Regions from separate parts of the Homo sapiens genome. Here all the other regions are linked to region 2. The links are chromatin contacts, found by Hi-C or POLR2A ChIA-PET in ENCODE. All regions are on one chromosome and are shown on one strand. The core of a region is the stretch at or near the end of the contact, and the rest is flanking DNA. Distances in the headings are between cores, read along the strand shown.

Region 1 (3,091 bases), core at 282-2,781, 1.8 Mb after region 2:
CACTTTCTAGTCCCTTCTACTGCTCCATTTTTCTTTTTAAACCCCTATCAGTAAGGCCAGGCGCAATGGCTCACACCTGTAATCCCAGCACTTTGGGAGGCCGAGGCGGGTGGATCGCCTGAGCCCAGGACTTCAAGACCAGCCTGGGCAACATAGTGAGACCCCGTCTCTACAAAAAAATACAAAAAAAAAAATTTAGCCAGGCATGGTGGTGTGCACCTTGTAATCCCAGCTACTTGGGAGGCTAAGGCAGGAGGATCTCTTGAGCGCAGGAGTTCGAGGCTGCAGTGAGCTGTGATTGCACTACTACACTCCAGACTGGGCAACAGAGGGAGACCCTGTCTCAAAAAAACTCAAATGAATAAACCTCTATCCTTCCCTCCTTCACTAAAGTGGAGGTCCCCTAGGGCAGGGATCTTGTCTATCTCTTGGTTACTGTGTCCCCAGTGCCTACCCAGGGCTGGCAGACAGTTGTAACAGGAGTGACAGTCCCTGGCCAGCAGGGATATGGTGTGGGGGACAGAGGTGGAGCATTGAAGGGACCCATTGGGCAGCATTGTCCTCTGATGCCCCCGATGCTGGAGCTGTATTGGGGGAATGACTGTCATCACCGTCCTCTGAGTTACTTAATTCATTTATGGAAGTCAGTAAAGGAACCCAGCCTGCCTGTGCCTGCCGCAACTCCAACTTCTCCCAGCCACCTCTGCCTCAGTTTCCCTGCACTTGACGGGCTTATTGAGGTTGGGGAGGAGGGGGTGGGTGTCTCAAATGTCAAAGATTTAATGTGTCTTGATGTTACCACACAAAAGTTTTGTTTTGTTTGTTTTTTTGAGACAGTCTCCTCTGTCACCCAGGCTGGAGTGTAGTGGTGTGATTGTATCTCACTGCAGCCTCGACCTCCTGGGCTCAAGCGATCCTCCCACCTCAGCCTCCCACTACACCCAGCTAATTTTTTTTATTTTTTAAGAGATGGGGGCCACTGTGTTGCCCAGGCTGGTCTTGAACTCCTGGCCTCGAGTGATCCTCCTGTCTCAGCCTCCCAAAGCGGTGGGATTACAGATGTGACCCACTGCACCAGGTCTACACAAGGTGTTTTTTTTTACAGGGTGATGTGCACACGGTGGGTCCCTCTGGGTGGTCCCACAACAGATGAGGGGCCCAGCCTCACCCATCCATGAATCCTGGAGACTCCAGACTTCCCATCCATCCAGGGTTCTGCAGCCCTCTCTGAGGCTGGAGCCAATCTCCCCTTCCGTCAAGGGATCCGGGGAGACCGCCAAGCCCGGTGCTCCCCTGAGAGTCTCTGAGAGGCCCCGACACCGCCCCCGCTCCAGGTCCCCGGGATGCTCGCGCAGGCGGGAGCCCGGGGCGCCCGGGGGATCCCTGAGCGTCACGCCGCTGTTGTGGAGCGCGTGTTGACAACGTCGCCGGGGAGACGGGCGGGGGCGGGGCCCGGGAGAGGGGGAGGCGCGGCCCTGGCGGCGCGCGAGGGGCCGGGCTGTCAGCGCAAGGCCCAGGCCGCCGCAGTGGCCACGGCCGCTGCCGCCCGCCGGCTTATATACCGCGGCTAAATTTAGGCTGCGCCCGGAGCTCGTCCCCATCCGGGACGCGTTTCCGCCGCCGCCGCTTTGGCCCGGCCCCCGCGCGCGCCGCGCCTATAAGGCTTGGGCGGGCCCGGCCGCGGCCCACAGAGCCGTCCCCGCCCGCCCGCGCCCCGACCAGCCCGGCCTCGGGCAGCCACTCACCGGTGTCCCCGTCCGCGTCCTTTCTCCCCGGGTCCCGGCCATGGCGCTGAGTGAACCCATCCTGCCGTCCTTCTCCACTTTCGCCAGCCCGTGCCGCGAGCGCGGCCTGCAGGAGGTGAGGGCGGCGGGGACGGCGGGGCGGCCGGGACCGTGGGCGGCGGGCTCGGGGTAGTAGAACGTGGGCTGCGGGGTGACAGGACGCGAAGGCGGGGACTGCAGACTCAGGAGAGGAGGATGCGGGCCACGGGGATCGCGGACTTAGGGTGGTAAAAGGCAAGCAGCGCCCCCCGAGCCCCGCCGCCCGCTCACGCCCATTGCCCTGTCGCCCGCAGCGCTGGCCGCGCGCCGAACCCGAGTCCGGCGGCACCGACGACGACCTCAACAGCGTGCTGGACTTCATCCTGTCCATGGGGCTGGATGGCCTGGGCGCCGAGGCCGCCCCGGAGCCGCCGCCGCCGCCCCCGCCGCCTGCGTTCTATTACCCCGAACCCGGCGCGCCCCCGCCCTACAGCGCCCCCGCGGGTGGCCTGGTGTCTGAGCTGCTGCGACCCGAGCTGGATGCGCCGCTGGGGCCCGCACTGCACGGCCGCTTTCTGCTGGCGCCGCCCGGCCGCCTGGTCAAGGCCGAGCCCCCTGAAGCGGACGGCGGCGGCGGCTACGGCTGCGCCCCCGGGCTGACCCGTGGACCGCGCGGCCTCAAGCGCGAGGGCGCCCCGGGCCCGGCGGCTTCGTGCATGCGAGGTCCCGGGGGCCGCCCCCCGCCGCCGCCCGACACACCGCCGCTCAGCCCCGACGGCCCCGCGCGCCTGCCCGCGCCCGGTCCGCGCGCCTCCTTCCCGCCGCCTTTCGGTGGCCCTGGTTTCGGCGCGCCCGGGCCCGGCCTGCATTACGCGCCGCCTGCGCCCCCAGCCTTCGGTCTCTTCGACGACGCGGCCGCCGCCGCGGCAGCCCTGGGCCTGGCGCCCCCCGCCGCCCGCGGTCTCCTCACGCCGCCTGCGTCCCCGCTGGAGCTGCTGGAGGCCAAGCCAAAGCGCGGCCGCCGCTCTTGGCCCCGCAAACGCACCGCCACTCACACCTGCAGCTACGCGGGCTGCGGCAAGACCTACACCAAGAGTTCGCATCTGAAGGCGCATCTGCGCACGCACACAGGTGGGCGGCACGCACGAGCCAGGAGCGCAGGCGGGGGGACGCGGGAGGAGAGGTCGGATTCCCAGCGCGCGCCAGAAAATGAATTTAGGACCTCCCTTGGGGCGTGGCTCAGGGGGATCTGGCAGGTGGTGCACGCTTAGGACTCCCCAGGAGGCGTGGCTCGGGAGGTTGGTTGGGGGGGCACACAGGAACACTCC
Region 2 (2,918 bases), core at 349-2,848:
TTGGGCAGAGCGGGAGCGGCCAAAGTTCACGTTGGTGAAGCCACCCATGCCCATAGGGAAGCCAGAGAATGGGTCATCAATGTCCATGCCTTCCTCCCCGTTCCGCTGCCCAAAAAAGGTGTCAAAGGGATTTCTGCCACCGAAGAACTCAGCAAACATGGCATGAGGGTCTCCATGGAATGTGTAGCTGAAAGAGGTACCATTGGCACCACCGCCGCTACCGCCACTGGGGCCACTCCCCTTTAGGCCTGAAAAGCAGATTTAGAAGCAGTCAGATGGCTGAACAGCAGACTCTCTCTCGAGCTTCCCTTACAGGGGGAAACAGCTTGGAAGCCATGGGGGAGGAACTTTTTTGTCTGTCAGGGGAGAGCAAGGAAGAACCCCAAGTTTCTACCTCTCACTGCCAACAGCAGAGACGCCCCCCTACCAACAGTATTTCCGCGTAGCCTGACAGTGGAAAAGGACTCATGCGGTTAGGTGTTCACCTCCAGGTGCCACCTAGGCCCTGCCACTCCTGGACTGACCCATCCTCCTGGCAACATCACCAAGAGATGGCTAAAGACACATGGTCCAGGGTCGGCTTTCGGTAAGTGTTTACTCTCAACGTTTTAGGGCTAATGGTGCGTAGGAAGAGAAGAAAAAAAAAAACAAAAATAAATAGGGAGTTTTTAAATCCTCACACATTAGCATTCACTGCCACCATCCTTGCACAAAAAGTCAGCTCCAGATCAAGCCCAGAAGCCAGCCTGAATCATCAACGGGCACAGGAACAAAAAGCCCTGCTCTCCTTACCCTCCGAGGCGGCCCCGCTCTCCGGACCTGGGCGGCCGCTGCCTCCTGCGTGCCCTGCCGGGGCCAGGTCATCACTTCCCGGGAATTATCCCAACCCAGCCCCCAAGCCCACGAACGGGGTCGGCTCCTGCATTCACAACCCCTCGCCCCGCAGCTGAGCCGGAGGCGCCGCCCCGCGGACCCCGGCGGCCGAGCCCAGGTGAGCCCGGGTCCGCAGCGGGCTCCGCCGCGCCGTCCCCGTCGTCACCCCCGGCTCCCCCACCCCCATGCACCGCACCCCGGGGCTGCTCGGGGCCGCGGGAGGAGGCGCCCGGGGAGGGGCAGCCCCAGACATGCTAGAAGCTTCTGGCCGAGCGGCTGGGCCAAGGCTCCTCCTCCCACCGCGCGGCCGCCAATCCGAGGGCGGAGGCCCGCGAGGCCGGAGGGCGGGGCAGCTCGGCCCCACGGCCCGGGGCGTCCTTCCCGGGGGGCCGCCGAGAGGGGCCAGCGTGCCTCAGTTTCCCTGTCTGTCAAAAGGCGGGGCCGCGCCCCTGGCCGCGAGCACACACCTTCCTCCCCGTAGCGGTCGAAGATCTCGCGCTTGCGCGGGTCGCTGAGCACGTCGTAGGCCTCAGCGATCTCCTTGAACTTCTCCTCGGCGCCGGGCTCCTTGTTCTTGTCCGGGTGGTAGCGCAGCGCCTGGCGGCGGTAGGCCCGCTTGATCTCCTCGTCCGACGCGCCGCGGGCCAGGCCCAACGTCTGGTAGTAGTCTTTACCCATGACCCCCTCCTGCGGCCCGCCGACCCGCTGTCGCCGTCCCCCGGCTCCGCCGCCGACCAGTCCCGGACTCTATATACCCGTCCGGCGGAAGCTTCCAGAGCCCGCCAGCCCCCTCCAGAACCTTCCGCCCCGCCCGCCCCCGCGGCGCCGGCCAATCGCCGCCGCCCTTTCAGCGACACGCGACATCCGGGGCGGGGCCTCGCCGTCAACGGCCGCCCGCGCGGGGCCACGCCCCCTCCCGCTCCGCCCTCGGCAACACCTCCCCGCGGCGCGCGCGCACAGGTCGGAGGAGGCCCCGCCCACCTTTCGGGACGAGCCAATCGCGACCTTCTTTCCCTCTCTACGCGGCCCCAGCTACCCTGCGTCCCGCCCTCCGCCTGGGTCAGTAGGTCGGGACCCACAGCGAACTTGCTGTTCCAGGAAGGGGTGGGGCCTGGGACTACCCAGTCCTTTCCCCGGGAGGCGATGAACCTGCTCGCCCTTGTCTCGTGGGGCCTGCGGTGGGCTCCCGCCCGGTGACGCCGGACGAACTACCTAACCTGTGTCTGCCTAACCCAGGGGCCCCCTTCTATCTACAACATGGCAATAAGAGAACCTATCAGGCCGGGCGCGGAGCCTCATGCCTGTAATCCCATCACTTCCTGAGGCCAAGACAGGAGGATCTCTTGAGCCTAGGAGTTGGAGACCAGCCTAGGCAACATAAGGAGACTCCGTTTCTATTTAAGATTAACAAACAGGCCGGGCGCGGTGGCTCACGCCTGTAATCCCAGCATTTTGGGAGGCCGAGGCGGGCGGATCACTTGAGGTCAGGAGTTCGAGACCAGCCTGGCCAACATGGTGAAACCCCATCTCTGCTAAAAATATAAAAATTACCCGGGCGTTGGTGGCACGAACCTGTAATCCCAGCTACTCAGGAGATTGAGGCCTGAGAATAGCTTGAATCGGGGAGGCGGAGGTTGCAGTGAGCCGAGATCCGGCCGTTGCACTCCAGCCTCGGCAACAGAGCGAGACTCCGTCTCATAAATAAATAAAATAAGTAAAATAAAGTAAAATGAACAAAAAACCCACCAGCGCTATTCTCCCAACCGTGGGGAGAAGGATTTTGGGACGGAAGACTGCCTCTGTTCTCACCTCCTAAAGCAAGGTGAGGATCTGGACGGAAGCGCATCTCCCAAGGTCCTCCCAGTCCCGCCTTCTTCCCTTTACTGCCCTCTCAAGATCACTTGCCGCTAAATTTGAAATTTATCTTGTCTCTTGGCTTTCAATGTGTCTTCCCTCCCAGTCTGACATCGCCACCTGGGCAGGGGCCAGGTCCTGTCTGCACTGGGTCCCCAGTGCCTGGAACGCAGTGAGAACCTCATAAATAT
Region 3 (3,311 bases), core at 610-3,109, 1.4 Mb before region 2:
CACCTGTAATCCCAGCTACTTGGGAGGCTGAGGCAGGAGAATCGCTTGAACCCAGGAGGCAGAGGTTGCAGTGAGCTGAGATCAAGCCACTGCACTCCAGCCTGGGCAACAGAACAAGACTCTGTCTCAAAGAAAAAAAAAAGAGTAAAAGGCAGGCATGCGTCCTGGAAACAGGTGCACACAGGACAAATGGCATGGAAGCAGAAAGGAGATAGGTACACAGGCCCCCAGCCCTCTCCTGCAACAGGAAACCAGTATAGACCCAGAGGACACAGTAGAGAGGAACCCACGGACATATACACATAGAGAGGTTCAGGTGCACACACCGAGAAAGTGCAGGCAGGTAGACAGCAAGAAGATAACTGCCCACAGAGAGGACGGGCACTGTCGCAAAAGGGACAGGTGAACACGCACAGAGGGATCTGGCTTGGTTACCCCCAGGGGCTCAGGTGGGCAGGGTGGGTCAGGAAGGCTTACCTCTCTGTTATTCCTCTCCAAAAATGCTACGGCTGTTGGGCTGACCATATGGTCCTTCATTTCCTGGAGGTAAGGACAGCATTAGGGAGGAAAGACACTCAGGCTGGGCGCGGTGGCTCACGCCTGTAATCCTAGCACTTTGAGAGACCAAGCCGGGTGGATCACCTGAGGTCAGGAGTTCGAGACCAGCCTGATCAACATGGTGAAACCCCGTCTCTACTAAAAACACAAAACTTAGCCGGGTATCGTGGCAGGCACCTGTAGTCCCAGCTACTCAGGAGACTGAGACACAAGAATCGCTTGAGCCTGGGAGGCGGAGGTTGCAGTGAGCCGAGATTGCAACACTGTACTCCAGCCTGGGCGACAGAGCGAGGCTCTGTCTCAAAAAAAAAAAAAAAAAAGAAAGAAAGAAAGAAAAAAAAACACACTCAAACCTTCCCCCACTCCCCGCCTGCAGGACCTTTCCTGACCTGGACTGCCTCTCGCATCCGCTCCACGAACACCTTTCTCTCCTGCAGGTCCCCGGCTGGGAGCTTGAACTTGCCTGGGTTGGCTTCCACTATACGTGGGCTGAGAGTCAAGGGTCAAGGCCGGAGCCAGATATCATCCCCGTCCCTAGGGGTCCAGCCCTACCCGAAGGTGGGCTGCCACCGCAATGGGCTCTCCCATGCCACCCTCTGCCACAAAGCCCCAGGATATCGATGGTCTCTTCCAGGTCCTCGAGGTCCCACTCGATGCTGCGCAGGCCATTCCGCAGCTCATTGGTCGTCCAGTCCAGCTCCTCGCGTCCGACCGCCGCGCTTTCCTGCAGGAGCTCGCACCAGCGCTGGTACAGCCCGCGGGCCGTGTTCACCGCCTTCTGCACCTCGCTGCGGGCAGGGGCACGGCGGGCGCGGCTGGGGGCAGGCGGTCCTCCCGCCTGCCTCTGCCCCCGACTGCAAACCCAAACGCATGGGGGACTCCGGAGACCCCTATATACCCCTGCGTGCGCCTCCCACTCTGCACCCCGACGGCCTTGCCCAGCCCGCCGGGCACGCTGGGGCCGGCACCCGGGCACTGGCTGGCTTGGGTACAGAGCACCCTCCGCCCTCCCCCGTCGTTGTCACTCACCCTCGGACTACAAAAAAGGGGTCTTCGAGAGACATGTCAGTCCCTTCCCCCCCAGGCCGAACCCCCCTCCCGGCCTGGGTTCGCGGGCTGGTTCCCTCCCAACCGAGGAGAACGCGCCGCCACCCCCGCCCCCGTCACGCCACCATCGAGAGCCGGACCGCCAGGGGAGAAAGAGAAGCCTCGGAGGCCCGACGTGCGGACACTTCCGCCCTCTCCTCAGCCATCTTGGTTGTGGGCAGAGGCAGCTTCCGGTGCACATGCCCCCGCCCCTTAGCCCTCTCGTGCCGCACCGTAGGGGGCGGTGTCGGAGTTCTGTCTGGGCCTATTCGGGTCCGAGTTCGGAATTTCGGTTCAAGGCCCAGTTCCTCGGATTGTTCCTGCGCAACTTCAGTTTCCCTTCCAGGCACGGGCAATGTAAATAATGATAGCCTCCCTCATCTCTGGCGGCTGGGTATTATGGCTGGGGAAGGGGCTCATTCGATTCGTTGAAGCTTTTCATGGACTCCCTGAGCTGGCACCTGGGAGATCGTCCCATCCCAGGGTCCCGAGTGTCAGGTTTGGCTAGGGTCTGGGGGAGAGGTGGTCCTCCCTTCTCCCTGCGGGGGCGCGGTGAGGAGCGGGCCTGCTCCTCCGGGGAGTTCTGCCGCATTCTCCCAATCTCTTTCCTGAGAAGTGGCGGAGTTGGGGGCACTTCGAGGTCGCCTTGGGGCGAGGTGGTCGTGAGGGGGTCCCAGATATGCCAGCAGCGGGGGGAGGTCACCTTTGAGAAAGTGCGTGGAGGTGGGTTTCTTCAGAAGCGCGGAGTCTTTCTGGGTGCGAGCCTGGGGGTAGCGGGTGGTGGCTTTGAGGATGGTCTCCAGGGGGGCCCTCTGTGTGTGGGGTCTCCGTCTGGGTAGGGGCCAGGAATATCAGCGGAGGGACTCAGGGTCGTCCCTATGTGTGACAGTGGCGCTGTGTGTTGGGGAGCTTCGGGAAAGCACTTTTTTTGAGTGATAGGGGGCCTGGTCTCCCCTGGAGGGTGGGCGGGTTATCTGAGGGAGTCCTCGGAGGGTCGCCCCCTTGCGCGTCAGAGTTGCTGCGTGGGGTCTCAGAGATAGCGCCTGGGCTGGGGAAATCATTGTGGGGTCTCCGTGGTAAGGTTAGCGGGGTGGGGACGGCCTGCGTCTTCGGCAGGTCGTCGCAGTCTGGCACCATCGTTGAATGGGGACGAGTTTGGGAAGGGTATTTTAGGGGGGAATAACTTTTGAGTTCCCAGCGTGCGGGGGAAGGGCGGGACGGGAGGGTGTCCCAAGGCCTGAGAAGATCAGTGTGGGGCAGGGGTCAGGAATAACCTGGGAGGGGGCCTTGTATGGGGGAAATAATTGGGAAGAGGAGAGATGGGATGAAGGGGGCCTCAGCGGGTCGTCTCCTGTGTATGCAGGGTCGTTCTGCAGCGTCTCTGGGAGATGGCGTCCCTGGGAGCCCTCAGGTCGCCCCTACCCGCTGCGGGGTGCTTTCCTGGCGTCACGCCTTCCTGGCCCCTGGAGGGAAGGAAGTGAAACTCTCCTCTTCCCCCACCCGGCTGGAATGCGAGTCAGGAAGCCTGGGGCTCCAGCCTGCTCCGGCTGCCCGGGTCGGGGATGGGGAGGGGCGTGGCCGGAGCGCAAAGCCCCGCCCCTCCGCGCCCCCCCCCCGGAAGCCCCGCCGCCGGCCGCTAAGGCGATCACGGGCCCTGTCCTAATATG
Region 4 (3,060 bases), core at 16-2,515, 1.6 Mb after region 2:
AGAGAGGTGATGGGGTCTGTGGTTTGTAATCCATAGGCCTGAGCTTCTCAAACTAGGAGTGATGGGAGGATAGGACTCTTGGGATAAACAGAGGACTGAAAATTTAGGGAAAGTAGGGGACATTTTTATTAAAATGAACATGGCCTATATGCAAAAATTTTAAAGATTTAACCCGAGCCTTCAAAGAAAGTGATCCTGTAGGGGCGAGTCTCTTCTAGCCAAGCTCCCCAAAGCCCAGAAATGAGGGACTAGGTCTGAGCCCTTCAGCCCTTCAGAGTATTTTGGTAAGACAGTCTAAGAACCACTGCCTTGGGCCATAGGGAGCCATAGCAGGTTCTAGGCAGAAAGAGGGCAGGCGTATTTGTTAGAAAGTTTCTCTGACCCCGTGTTGGGGTCAGAACCAGAGGGAGAAAGGCTGGGGACAGGGATGGGCGGAGGGATCCACGCGCAGAGAATGAGATTGCTTAACTCCAGATCATGGTGAGGCTGCACCTCTGAAACTGGAATGTGTGTATTTCTGGAAAACATTTGGAGTCTTCAGTTTCCCAAAAGCTGCCATTGATCTCCCTAGAGTACTGGGGACCCCAATAAGCCCAAAACAGCTGGTCCTCAGGACGAGGGAAAGATGTGAAAATCCCACTATCAGGTAGCATGGATGGCGTGGTGCATGCTATCGCAACCCCTGTTCTACAGATAAGGAAACTGATGCCCAGAGAGAGACGGAGGACTCTTGTGAATATTGGGGGGGACCGCCCCTGCACCTCGGGGACGTGACCCCCCCCCCAGGCTGACCCGTTCCTCGCTCTGTCGTCCCCAGGTGGAGGAGGAGCTGACGCACCTCCAGAAGAAACTAAAAGGGACAGAGGACGAGCTGGATAAATATTCCGAGGACCTGAAGGACGCGCAGGAGAAGCTGGAGCTCACGGAGAAGAAGGCCTCCGACGTACGTGTGCAGGGATGCGGGAGCCCGCGGCGGGGCCAGGCCGGAGCCCCGGGGCCGGGAAGGCGGGGAGAGCCGCAGGGGGAGGAGGAAGAGGAGGAGGAGAAGGCGGCGCCTCCCAGCGCTTTCTCCAAATAAGTCCCGAAAAGGGGCACTTTCCAGCAGCTGTGGCCAGCGGTGCCGACGTCAGGCCCTCCCCCAGCGGTGCTGACGTCGGCGGTCCGGCCGGGTGACCTCATCGCCCCGACGGCAGCCGGCCCGGGGGGCGGGGAGAGGCGGGGGCGGCCCCCGCGCAGGCAAAGGCTTGGGGGGCCGGGGCGCGGCTGTGCAGCTCTCGCCGGAGCCGAGCCCAGCCGAGCGTCCGCCGCTGCCCGTGCGCCTCTGCGCCTCCGCGCCATGGCCGGCCTCAACTCCCTGGAGGCGGTGAAACGCAAGATCCAGGCCCTGCAGCAGCAGGCGGACGAGGCGGAAGACCGCGCGCAGGGCCTGCAGCGGGAGCTGGACGGCGAGCGCGAGCGGCGCGAGAAAGTGAGCGCCCCGGCCTCGGGCCCCGCACCCGCAGCCTCCTCCCCCGCGCGCCCTCCTTTCTTCCCGGCTTCCCGCGCTGCCCGCCCGCGCGCAGTCCTCGGGCCGCCTTTTTACGCCCTCGGACGCCGATCGCCGACCCACATCCCTGCGCCCGCAGCCAGGACCCCCTACTTCCTCCGCCGTCCTCCTTCCTGGGCCTGGGACAGGGGAGGGGGCGCCGCCTCCGGGTCGGGCGGGGCCGGCCAAGCGGGAAATGGGGGGATGGGGCGGAGGGGGTGAGCGATCTCCGGGTGGAGAAGTGGAGCGGCGGGAGGGGGCGTATCGTGCAGGCTCCGACTCCGGGGCTGGCGCCGGGGTCCCGGGCCGAGGGGAACCCGCGACCGGACTTGTGGGGGAGAATGAGGATGAAAACGTGGAGCTTCCATTGTCTAGGGTTTGACCGGCCGACAGGGATTTCGACGGGGGACCGGGGATCTGGGGAGGGGGTCGCACTTTCTCGCCTCTTTCGCGGCTTCCCGGCTTCTGCTTGCTTCCCTGACCGTTCCCAGGGGCGCGGCGGCGACGTGTCTGCTCCAGGCGGCGGGGGGGATGGGGGGTGGAGGAAGTTCAGCCCCAAGCCGCCCGCCTTTCTCCAGCTGATTCCTGCGGGAACCGGGGCGGCGGGACCCTGCCTCTCTCCAGAAGGCCCCGGGAACGCTGGCGCGGGGCCCTGAACCCACGATCGTTTGAGCGCCTGCTGTGCGCCTCCGCCGCGAGTCGCAGGGCCCGAGATAAACAATGGGTCTGAAAAAGGAGGGAGTTTCACCATCCTCTCTGCATCATCCTCCTGGCTGTCCCTCGGGACAGATGGTGGCACCGCCAGGGTCTGGGGACAGATTTGGATTCTGGTCCCATATCATGCCACCCACAGGCTTCATGACTTGGTATTTGCTCTCTAGGAGCTTTTTTCCCATCTGCGAGTAGGACTGATAAGAATCCCGACCCCCCAGAGTAGCAGGGAGGGTCCCAGGAGTAAATCTCAGGCGTGGAGCCTGGCGCTTTGTAAATAATCAATTGTGTTGTTGTTTTTTGTTGTTTTGTTTTTGAGGCAGTCTCACTCTGTCGCCCAGGCTGGAGTGCAGTGGTGCGATCTCGGCTCGCTGCAACCTCCACCCCCCGAGTTCAAGAGATTCTCCTGCTTCAGCCTCCCGAGTAGCTGGGATTACAGGTGCCCGCCACCACGCCCAGCTAATTTTTTTTTTTTTATTTTGGATTTTTAGTAGAGACAGTGTCTCACCATGCTGGCCAGGCTGGTCTCGAACTCCTGACCTCGTGATCTGCCCACCTTGGCCTCCCAAAGTTCTGGGATTACAAGCGTGAGCCACGGCGCCCAGCCTCAATTGTGTTTTCTCTGCCCTGGGAAGAGCTCATAGACAAATGGAGGCAGGGGAGCTGACTCACTGATGGAGCGAGGTCTGCATTCCACGGGTTTTCTGTGCAGTTATGGGAGCATGACAGGGGAGGCTCCAAAATGGAGGTTGAGCTGGGTCTTATAGAATAAATAAGTTTGCTGGGACCAGAGACATGGGTGTGCACAGACTCAGAGGCAAGAA

The links. A loop is a pair of places that touch in the nucleus more often than their neighbours do. ChIA-PET counts read pairs that join two places held with the same protein, here RNA polymerase II (POLR2A). Pooled maps may share reads with other maps.
Region 1: a loop to region 2 is called in a map of naive thymus-derived CD4-positive, alpha-beta T cell, with 9 times the contacts of the local background. The contact joins the promoter of KLF2-DT here to the promoter of DNAJB1 in region 2. A Hi-C loop is called at or near these places in 1 of 168 maps with a recorded cell type or tissue (naive thymus-derived CD4-positive, alpha-beta T cell) and 5 of 50 pooled maps. POLR2A ChIA-PET finds 5 or more read pairs at or near these places in 1 of 52 experiments (H1).
Region 3: a loop to region 2 is called in a map of transverse colon, with 6 times the contacts of the local background. The contact joins the promoter of IER2 here to the promoter of DNAJB1 in region 2. A Hi-C loop is called at or near these places in 5 of 168 maps with a recorded cell type or tissue (CD8-positive, alpha-beta T cell, MCF 10A, naive thymus-derived CD4-positive, alpha-beta T cell and 1 more), 3 of 37 single-sample maps with no recorded cell type and 21 of 50 pooled maps. POLR2A ChIA-PET finds 5 or more read pairs at or near these places in 4 of 52 experiments (H1, MCF 10A, WTC11 and 1 more).
Region 4: a map of naive thymus-derived CD4-positive, alpha-beta T cell shows a loop between it and region 2 (4-fold over the local background). The contact joins the promoter of TPM4 here to the promoter of DNAJB1 in region 2. A Hi-C loop is called at or near these places in 1 of 168 maps with a recorded cell type or tissue (naive thymus-derived CD4-positive, alpha-beta T cell), 1 of 37 single-sample maps with no recorded cell type and 11 of 50 pooled maps. POLR2A ChIA-PET finds 5 or more read pairs at or near these places in 1 of 52 experiments (IMR-90).

What each region holds. Positions count from the first base shown.
Region 1 is chr19:16,323,139-16,326,229 of GRCh38, forward strand. It overlaps KLF2-DT (KLF2 divergent transcript), which reads right to left and starts at 1,532. Exons shown (of 2, transcript NR_186323.1): 1 at 1,169-1,532. KLF2 (KLF transcription factor 2) reads left to right here and starts at 1,688. Exons shown (of 3, transcript NM_016270.4): 1 at 1,688-1,860; 2 at 2,078-2,894. The coding sequence starts at 1,786. RefSeq lists a promoter at 998-1,833, silencers at 1,206-1,935, 2,026-2,275, 2,306-2,355, 2,826-2,915 and enhancers at 1,483-2,255, 2,256-3,026.
Region 2 is chr19:14,516,799-14,519,716 of GRCh38, forward strand. It overlaps DNAJB1 (DnaJ heat shock protein family (Hsp40) member B1), which reads right to left and starts at 1,599. Exons shown (of 3, transcript NM_006145.3): 1 at 1,341-1,599; 2 at 1-248. The coding sequence starts at 1,551. RefSeq lists silencers at 881-1,450, 1,661-1,980 and an enhancer at 2,893-2,918.
Region 3 is chr19:13,148,552-13,151,862 of GRCh38, forward strand. IER2 (immediate early response 2) reads left to right here and starts at 1,860. Exons shown (of 2, transcript NM_004907.3): 1 at 1,860-2,001. STX10 (syntaxin 10) reads right to left here and starts at 1,824. Exons shown (of 8, transcript NM_003765.3): 1 at 1,588-1,824; 2 at 1,177-1,346; 3 at 948-1,042; 4 at 478-540. The coding sequence starts at 1,622. RefSeq lists silencers at 1,335-1,384, 1,425-1,584, 3,135-3,311 and enhancers at 1,705-1,904, 1,925-1,994.
Region 4 is chr19:16,075,230-16,078,289 of GRCh38, forward strand. It overlaps TPM4 (tropomyosin 4), which reads left to right and starts at 1,266. Exons shown (of 8, transcript NM_003290.3): 1 at 1,266-1,468. The coding sequence starts at 1,337. RefSeq lists enhancers at 150-879, 880-1,607, 1,608-2,337 and a silencer at 916-1,825.